Regions from separate parts of the Homo sapiens genome. Here region 1 is linked to region 2. A link is an interaction called in ENCODE POLR2A ChIA-PET data of the cell type or tissue named here. Cell type or tissue: A673. All regions are shown on one strand. Links, peaks and the distances in the headings refer to the core of each region. The heading gives the core; the rest is flanking DNA. Region 1 overlaps CELF1 (CUGBP Elav-like family member 1). Region 2 overlaps PTPMT1 (protein tyrosine phosphatase mitochondrial 1).

The links. ChIA-PET counts read pairs that join two places held together with the same protein. Peaks named below come from ENCODE experiments on the same cell type or tissue, not always from the same donor. Only the 100,000 strongest peaks of a DNase experiment are listed, where the experiment ranks them.
Region 1: POLR2A ChIA-PET joins it to region 2 with 6 read pairs; 19 of 35 experiments call an interaction of 5 or more read pairs at or near these places.

The regions. Positions count from the first base shown.
Region 1 is chr11:47,510,691-47,515,083 of GRCh38, reverse strand. The region is part of intron 1 of CELF1 (CUGBP Elav-like family member 1); the gene reads left to right. Among named protein-coding and RNA genes, the nearest start is that of CELF1, 40 kb to the left of the region's middle. RefSeq lists a silencer at 1,385-1,524 and an enhancer at 3,959-4,393. In A673, for the core only: no CTCF peak of the experiment used is centred there; no DNase peak of the experiment used is centred there; H3K27ac peaks cover 1,522 bases.
Region 2 is chr11:47,568,309-47,572,701 of GRCh38, reverse strand. PTPMT1 (protein tyrosine phosphatase mitochondrial 1) reads right to left here. Exons shown (of 4, transcript NM_175732.3): 3 at 2,811-3,002; 4 at 1-1,231. The coding sequence ends at 1,073. It overlaps KBTBD4 (kelch repeat and BTB domain containing 4), which reads left to right. Exons shown (of 4, transcript NM_018095.6): 4 at 1-505. Among named protein-coding and RNA genes, the nearest start is that of PTPMT1, 4.9 kb to the right of the region's middle. In A673, for the core only: no CTCF peak of the experiment used is centred there; no DNase peak of the experiment used is centred there.

The DNA.
Region 1 (4,393 bases), core at 318-4,317, 58 kb after region 2:
CTGCTGCATCCAGCAATTTGTTGTCCATTGTTGACAGTACTGCCATGGTAAAGAAACAGGAACTATAGAAAGAATTAGATTCCTCCTCCCACCTCCCAGCTCTCACCACAGTAGGAAGCTGTTTGGGGAGCAGAGAGGAAATACGGGGGATTTGAGAGTTACACCCAGTGTGTGGGCATTTGGGGAGGAAATAGGAAAAGAGATTTTTTAAATTATTTTATTTTTTGAAACAAGGTCTTGCTCTGTCAGCCAGACTGGAGTGCAGTGGCACGATCATGGCTCACTGCAGCCTCAAATTTCTGGACTCAAGCAATCTTCCTACCTCAGCATCCAAATTAGGGCTACAGGCGTGCACTGCCATGCCTGTCTGATTTTTTTTTTTTTTTTTTTTGTAGAGATAGGGTCTTGCTATGTTGCCGAGGCTGGTCTCAAACTCCTGGGTGCTAGAGATGTTCCTGCCTTGGCCTCCCAAAGTGCTGGGATTACAGGCATGAGCCATCATGCCTGGCCAAAAAGAGATTTTTAAAAATGTTTTTTGCATGCTCTGTTTGCCTCATCTGAGTGCCTCTAAAATAGGGTGTCTCTCAGGTGAGACGACCTCTGGTTTAGGTGCTTATATACTCATGGAAAGATCATATAACTAAATGGGAGGTGAGCTAGATTAGGGAGGTAGTTCTATTTATTGGTTGTGAATATGCAAGGATGCTATTGGCAGAGTCAAGCTTTAGGCCATTTGTGGCTCTGATCCTTTAATAATGGCTGCTTACGAGAAAATGTTTATCATTGTTAGGTGCAAAAAAGTAGGTTGTGCAGTATTATACTTAGTATAATATTGAATTTGAAAATTCTGTGTATTTGAGGCCAGACATGGTGGCTCATGCCTGTAATCCCAGTACTTTGGGAGGCCAAGGTGAGCCCATCACTTGAGGTCAGGAGTTCCAGCCTGGCCAACATGTCGAAACCCTGTCTGTACTAAAAAATACAAAAATTAGCTGGGTGTGGTGGTGCACGCCTGTAGTCCCAGCTACTTGGGAGGCTGAGGCAGGAGAATTGCTTGAACCCGGGAGGCAGAGGCTGCAGTGAGCTGAGATCATGCCACTGCACTCCAGCCTGGACAACAGAACAAGACTCCATCTGGGGGGAAAAAAAAAAGGAAAATTTTGTGTATTTGAGTGTTTGTACATTTTATTGTATGCATGGAAGAAATCCTGGTAGAAGATAAACCAAAATATGGTTGTAAGTATAATTAATTAAAGTTGGGGAAATGGAAAAATTAAAACAGGAAGGAATACTTATGAAATATTTTGTTTAAAAAAAAAAAAAGAGGGTGGCCGGGCGCAGTGGCTCACGCCTGTAATCCTAGCACTTTGGGAGGCCGAGGTGGGCGGATCACGAGGTCAGGAGATCGAGACCATCCTGGCTAACATGGTGAAACCCCATCTCTACTAAAAATACAAAAAATTAGGCGTGGTGGCGGGTGCCTGTAGTCCCAGCTACTCGGAAGGCTGAGGCAGGAGAATGGCATGCACCCGAGAGGCGGAGCTTGCAGTGAGCTGAGATCACGCCACTGCACTCCAGCCTGGGTGACAGAGCGAGACTCTGTCTCAAAAAAAAAAAAAGAGGGGGTGCTGCCCACATGTTGCTTTTACAGTACCTGCAATTTCAGGGGGGAAAACCCCCAAAAAACTAGGAAGTGCAAGTATGTCTCAATTCAGGAAAGTTCATAGAAACTTTACAAATTACACCAGATAAACTGGGGAATTAAGTTCAACAATTGAAGGTCTGATATGTGTTACTTTTATTCAGGTGTTCTGTGGATATGAATATAAATGAGAAAGTTGAAACATAGTTCACTAACAACATTTTGAAATGAGATTAAAATCACTAACAACATTTTAAATGAGGTGAATTGTATGTGATGTGGACTAAACTAGATAGCTGTTTAAAAACTTGTTTAGAGAAAATACAATTATAGTTTTAGATGACCTAGTGTTAGTCTAGATTAATCTAGTCCCATCCTCTAGGGATTGGAAGTCCAAGAGGGGACCATTCTAAGAATGGTTGTGAACCCCTTATAGAATCTGATGAAAGCTGTGGATTTTGTTTTCAGGAAATCTCACTTGTCCATTTTCACACGGTTTAGCATAAAGTTTAGTCTGTTTAGCCTAAAGCATTGTTGGGCTTACAGGCCTCCAGCTCCTGAGAGGTCTGCTTCCCGCTTGATCCTTTTATCTGTTTACTTGGCTCTCTGGAGCATGAGAGTAGGTGAACATGGAGTTTTCCAAAGCAGGGGGCCTAACTTACTTATTGAGCTAGGCATGTAACAGGAAGAAAGAAGTAAAGGGCATTGCAAGCTGACCAAAAAGTAATACTTTAAAGAGAATATACTTTTCCCAAGTTATTTCTATTATTTGTCTTTTTTCTCTTTTCCAGTTAAAAGTTTGGGCAGGGTGCGGAGGCTCACATCTGTAATCCCAACATTTCGGGAGGCTGAGGCAGGCAGATCATTTGAGGTCAGGAGTTCGAGACCACCCTGGCTAACATGGCCAGACTCTGTCTCTACTAAAAATACAAAAAAAATTAGCTGGGCAGAGTGATCCCTCATCTCTAAAAAAAAAAAAAAAAAAAAAATTCTGGGCACGGTGGCTCATGCCTGTAATTCCAGCACTTTGGGAGGCCAAGGCAGGTGGATCATGAGGTCAGGAGATCAGGACTATCCTGGCTAATACAGTGAAAACCTGTCTCTACTAAAAATACAAAAAAATTAGCCAGGCTTGGTGGCCAGTGCCTGTAGTCCCAGCTACTCAGGAGGTTGAGGCAGGAGAATCGTTTGAACCTGGGAGGCGGAGGTTGCAGTAAGCAGAGATCATGCCACCGCACTCCAGCCTGGGAAACAGAGCGGGACTCCATCTCAAAACAAAACAAAACAAAAAACCGGGCACAGTGGCTCACTCCTGTAATCCTAGCTTACTCTGGGAGGCCAAGGAGGGTGGATTGCCTAAACTCAGGAGTTCAAGACCAGCTTTGGCAACATGGGGAAACCCTGTTTCTGCTGAAAATACAAAACATTAGCTGGGCATGATGGCTTGTGCCTGTAGTCCTAGCTGCTTGGGAGGCTGAGGCACAAGAAGCACTTGAACCCGGGAGGCAGAGGTTGCAGTGAGTCGAGATCATGCCACTTCACTTCAGCCTGGAAAAGAGAGAGAGACTCTGTCTCAAAAAAAAAGTCAGACTCAACTTTATGGCCCTTAGCATTTAAACAGACTTTCTGTGGGTTATGTGCATGAGCTTCCTTGGAGACAATTTTTAACCTGAAGCAGCCTTCTTAGCCCGGATCTCTGTGATCTTGAGGGAGTCATTTCATCTCTGTATCTTTTCTCATCTGCAAAATGGAGATAGCGTACGTATGAGGATTAAATGTAAAGCACCCAAAACAGGTCATAGTGTATGGTAAATGCTCAAAAAATGTTAGCTCGTACTTATTGCCACTTTACAAATGTCTAGACATTTCTCTTTACTTTTAGGTGATAAGGGTTTACAAACTTTAAATGCCATATTCCATCAATTTGAAGATGCACATTTATTAGCACTGATGGTATGTTAAATACATTGATTCTAAAGATAGAAAAATTTATTGTTCAAAAAACCATTTATGTCAAAGCCAGATATAATATTGATGAATTATCTATTGTTTGAATTATTTCATCTAGTTCTCATATTTCCCAAGAGGTTATCCTGAGGGCCAAGAGAGACTGACAGTTGGGGCCTGCCTCTCCCTCCTCTATCTTTGACCTGAACAGCCTGACTTTCATGTTTAGGAGAAAAACAGTTCTGCTTTTAAGATCGTTTAAAAACCTCTAATCTGGATAGTAGTTAGATTATTTTTTTGTTTTGGTTTTTGAGACGATCTTGCTCTGTTGCCTAGGCTGGAGTGCAGTGGTGCCATCACAGCTCACTGCAGCCTCGACCTCTGGGCTCAAGCAATCCTCCCACCTCAGCCTTCCAAGTAGCTGGGACTACAGACACATGTCACCACACCCATCTAATTTTTTTTTTTCTTTTTGGGTAGCAACAGGGTTTCATGATGTTGCCCAGGCTGGTCTCAAACTTGTGGGCTCATGCAGTCCTCTCACTTGAGCTTCCCAGAGTGTTGGGATTATAGGTATGAGCCACTGTACCCAGCTAAATTCTTTTTCTTCCTGGCTAAATTCTTTATTAGCTCCCTGTCTTATATCAAGGAAGTTTTTCAAGGAATTTTAAGGTTGCTTACTAACAGTTGTTAGTTAAGAGTGAGTTGGCCAGATGCGGGGGCTTGCACCTGTAATCCCAGCACTTTGTGAGGCCAAGAGGGGGTGGATCGCTTGAGCCCAGGAGTTCAAGACCAGCCTGGGCA
Region 2 (4,393 bases), core at 199-4,198:
TAGTCATCCTGTGCCTCACCACAGCTTGCTTAGAGCAAGCCTTTTCTCAGACCTTAGGCACAGCCTCTCCTCTTTACCTGATCAATGTTAAATGTAAGCACCCCTGATCCCAGGACATAAGGAAAGATGCCCAATTGTACTTTTGTTCTATAGCCTGTGAAATGGCTAGTTGATCATTTTTCCACAAAGAATTAGGTGTTAAGAGTTTTCCTTCAGGCTTTACTTAGGAGAATGGACTAAGCTGAAGGTGTACTTCACCAGCAAGAGTCAACTCTAGAATTCAGGATGTTCCTTCTATTGTTTTCTTATCCATCTGTCAGGAAATGTAACTTTGGTTTTATTTTTGGCTTATTCCAAGGGGTAAGCCAGAAAATAGAAATGATTATTTCTGATTAATAGCAGAAACTTTTTCAATCTCAAATATATAAGGTGTCTGCTCTTTTAAAAGCTCTAAGCTAAGTCAAGAGCTAGGAACTGTTGATACAAATAAAAGTTTTTGAAGGGATATGTGTGTCTGTGTTGAATTCCAAAGGGGTGACTTTGAAGGGGTGAGGGTGTTTCATTCCCTCAGGGGAACTCATTACGTACCATCACATGGCTCAGTCTGCAGCAGTCCTGACTGCAGCCCATGCTCCCACTTCTCCAGATAGGATCCCTACTCCACAGGGCCAGTGAGATTCAGATTCTGACAGTGGCAAAGAGCCAGAGGTGAGTCTCCTTTTTTCAAGTGCTAAATGTTTTTTGAGTTGTGGTGCTAAATATTATTAGGCACAATATTAGGTACATAATAGATTTTTGTTAAAATACTTCTTTAGCCCTATTCAAGAAAAGATGATAGCCCCATCCCTGTCCTGTATCCCATGAATACAAGCCACACTAAATCTTTTCCTTTCTAGCCACACAACAGTGTTATTTCAAGAAAACAAAACAAGTCAGAGAAAGAAAAATTACCTATTACCTATTGGCACATTTCTGTTACGTCAAGTCTGGGCTTAAGCCCTGTTGGTCCTGTTAAGCTCTTTTTGTTCTGTATCAAGCAGGAGTGTCTTGAGTTCTTTCTAATCCCCATACATCATGTCTTTGAAATGACAAAAGTCCCATCCTTTGTTGCCCGTGCAGTAATCTGCTTGTGGAACTCTTTAAGAACATCCAGCTGGCCAGGCCTGATGTGGATGTATGACCGGATCTTGGCGATGGCTCTTACAGCCTCCTCTGGACTCCATTTGTGCACCTGAAGTACAGGGTTGGGAAATCAGCAGAGAAAGAAAGAAGCAGGTGTCAAGGTGCCCTTGACCCATGAGCAGGTGCTAAAGGACTCTGAGATTTCATTTCTTTGGAAACTCTATTTTGCAGGCATTAAAAATCATGCTGCTTGTATTATAAATGGGAGAGTACTGTAACCACTGCAGTCAGCCAGTCTCACAATACTATGCAACAGGTCAGGTGGAAAGTCAGTCTTTCTACCCAATTCTTGCTCTGCCAAATCCTAGAAAAAGGAAGTTGCACATGGGAAGCTGAGATCCTAAGTTCAAGACTGCCTCAGCCTACTCCACGTCCTCTCCGAGCTGGGCTTTTGGTTACAAGAATTTCTAGGAACGAGTATGCAATAGATGTTTTTATGCAACTTGTCACCATGGCTAGAAAAACAAGTAACTCATAATTTAAATAGGAGGGTTAACATGTCCTAAGGATACTCATTGGTTTAGAACTCAACAGAACCAAGAAAATACAGATTTCTAACTTGCTAGTTCAATTCTCACTTGGTGCAAAATACCCTCCTGAGACCCTGCTTCCAGCAGAGCCCTTATGACCAAAATTTTAATATTACTCAACTATATACACACTAGTCCACAGTAACACAAGGCCAGACTTAGCTATTCACATGACTTAGAAAATGCTCTGTGGGAGCCAGACATTTTGTAACTTAGGTTACAAAATGATGATGGACTACAGGGTATTTGTTTCTCCTAAATATTTTTAAAGCATCCCACCTGCCAATTATGACACATTAATAGGCAGAATCCAGTTTGGAGCCTGTTTCCAGAAACTAATATCCAGAACTTTACTCTGGAATACTTGAAGAAACTTGAGTACTATAAAGCTGAAAATGATCAGCACTATTATCTATGATATTGTTTCCTGACATGGTATTAGAACAAGTGTCTAGCCTTTTGCTGGGGTTGAATGGCTTTTGCAACTCCGTTTTTAGAGTGCCCGCTATAGGCCAGCACTTGATGTAATTTCTTATTTAAACTTCATAATACATTTAGTTTGAGAAAACATGTTGCATAAGGCAGAAGTCACTTTTGCTGATCCTCACTGGCAGGCAGCAGAGCCCCAGGTTACCCTGTCACAAGGCTCAGGTGCTTTCCATCATACCAAACCACCTCCCAACAGCCTGAAATCAAGCACACAGCTCCTTCCAACAAGGCCCACCAGTAGACCATGCTATTGAAGTTCTGGAAATCTGCTATAAATGGGACCAGAAAGACTTTTTTTTTTTTTTTTTTTTTTTGAGACAGTTTCACTCTGTTGGCTATGCTGCAGTGCAGTGGCACAAATCACGGCTCACTGCAGCCTCTACCTACTGGGCTCCGGTGATCCATCTCAGCCTCCCAAGTAGCTGGGACTACAGGTGCACACCACCACACTGAGCTAACTTGTTGTATTTTTTGTAGAGACGGTTTTGCCATGTTGCCCAGGCTGGTCTCAAACTCCTGGGCTCAAGCCATCCTCCCATCTCAAGCCTCCCAAAGTGCTGGGATCATAAGTGTGTACCACGATGCCCAGCCCAGAAAGAACTTTGGTACCTGAATCAGGTATGCTGCCACCATAGTGGCACTCCTGGAGCGCCCAGCCTTACAATGCACGTAAACACACTGGCCCAGCGACTGGTACTTGAGAGCAAATTGGACTCCCTTCTGGAGGTTGTCCAAGGTGGGGATCCCAGTCATGTCTACTGTGCTGAGCCGCAGCTGCTCGACTCCTAGTCTCTTCCACTCCTGGAACCAGGTCCACCAGTATGAAAAAGAGAATGAAAAAAAACTATGTGGGTGGGATGATAAGGGGCTCCCAAGAAGCAGCAAAGCAACAAGGAAGTTTCAGGGTTTACTACAATGGGAATACACTGTTGCCTGTTTTCTAAAATAGAAACTTCTTACAGAAATGCTTTTTTTTCCCATTCCAGGTGAGGACAGAAATGTCTTTAAAATGGCTGGCCTACATGGTTGGTTTTTCATCAAGCAACAGCTATGCTGCTGAGTTAGAATTATGTCCAAGATTTAAAGTGTTCCTTTTTTTTTTTTTTTTTTTTTTAAAGACAGAGTCTCGCTCTGTTGCCCAGGCTGTAGTACAGTGGCGTGATCTCAGCTCACCACAACCTCCACCTCCCAGTTTCAAGCGATTCTCCTGCCTCAGCCTCCCGAGTAGCTGGGACTACAGGCACGCGCCACCAAGCCTGGCTAATTTTTGCATTTTTAGTAGAGACGGGGTTTCATCATGTTGGCCAGGCTGGTCTCGAACTCCTGACCTCAGGTCATCCGCCTGCCTCAGCCTCCCAAAGTGCTGGGATTACAGGTGTGAGCCACCACACCAGCAGGTAAAGTGTTCTTAAACTACCCTTTGGGTACTTGAATATTTAGCTGCAAGATATTAGCTATATACATTTTAGCTGCAAAAAATTCAGCTGCAAACGTCTTAACATTTTATTTTGGCCGGGCATGGTGGCTCACGCCTGTAATCCCAACAGTTTGCAAGGCCAAGGCGGGCAGATCACCTAAGGTCAGGAGTTTGAGACCAGCCTGGCTAACATGGGGAAACCCTGTCTCTACTAAAAATACAAAAATTAGCCATGCGTGGTGGTGGATGCCTGTGATCCCAGCTACTAGGGAGGCTGAGGCAGGAGAATTGTTTAACCCTGGAGGGAGAGGTTGCAGTGAGCAGAGATCGCACCATTGTACTCCAGCCTGGGAGACAAGAGCAAAACAACATCTCAAAAATATATATATATTTTATTTTAGAGACACGATCTTGCTATGTCACCCAGGTCAGAGAGCAGTGGTATGCAATCATGGCTCCTTGCAGCCTCAAACTCCTAAGCTCAAGCAGTCCTCCCACCTCAGCCTCCCAAGTAGCTGTGACTACAGCTGCATGCCACTGTGCCTGGCTAATTTTGTTATTTTTGTGTGTGTGCAGATGGGGGTCTCGCTATGTTGCCCAGGCTGGTCTCAATCTCCTAGCCTCAAGCCATCCTCCTGTCTCAGCCTCCCAAAATGCTGGGATTACAGGCATGAGCCACCAGGCCCAGCCAGTGTAATTTTTTTGCATAATTTTGGCACCTGTGTAGTGATTCAGCTGCAGATTTGGGGTACAATATTTTGCCAAGGCTTTCTAT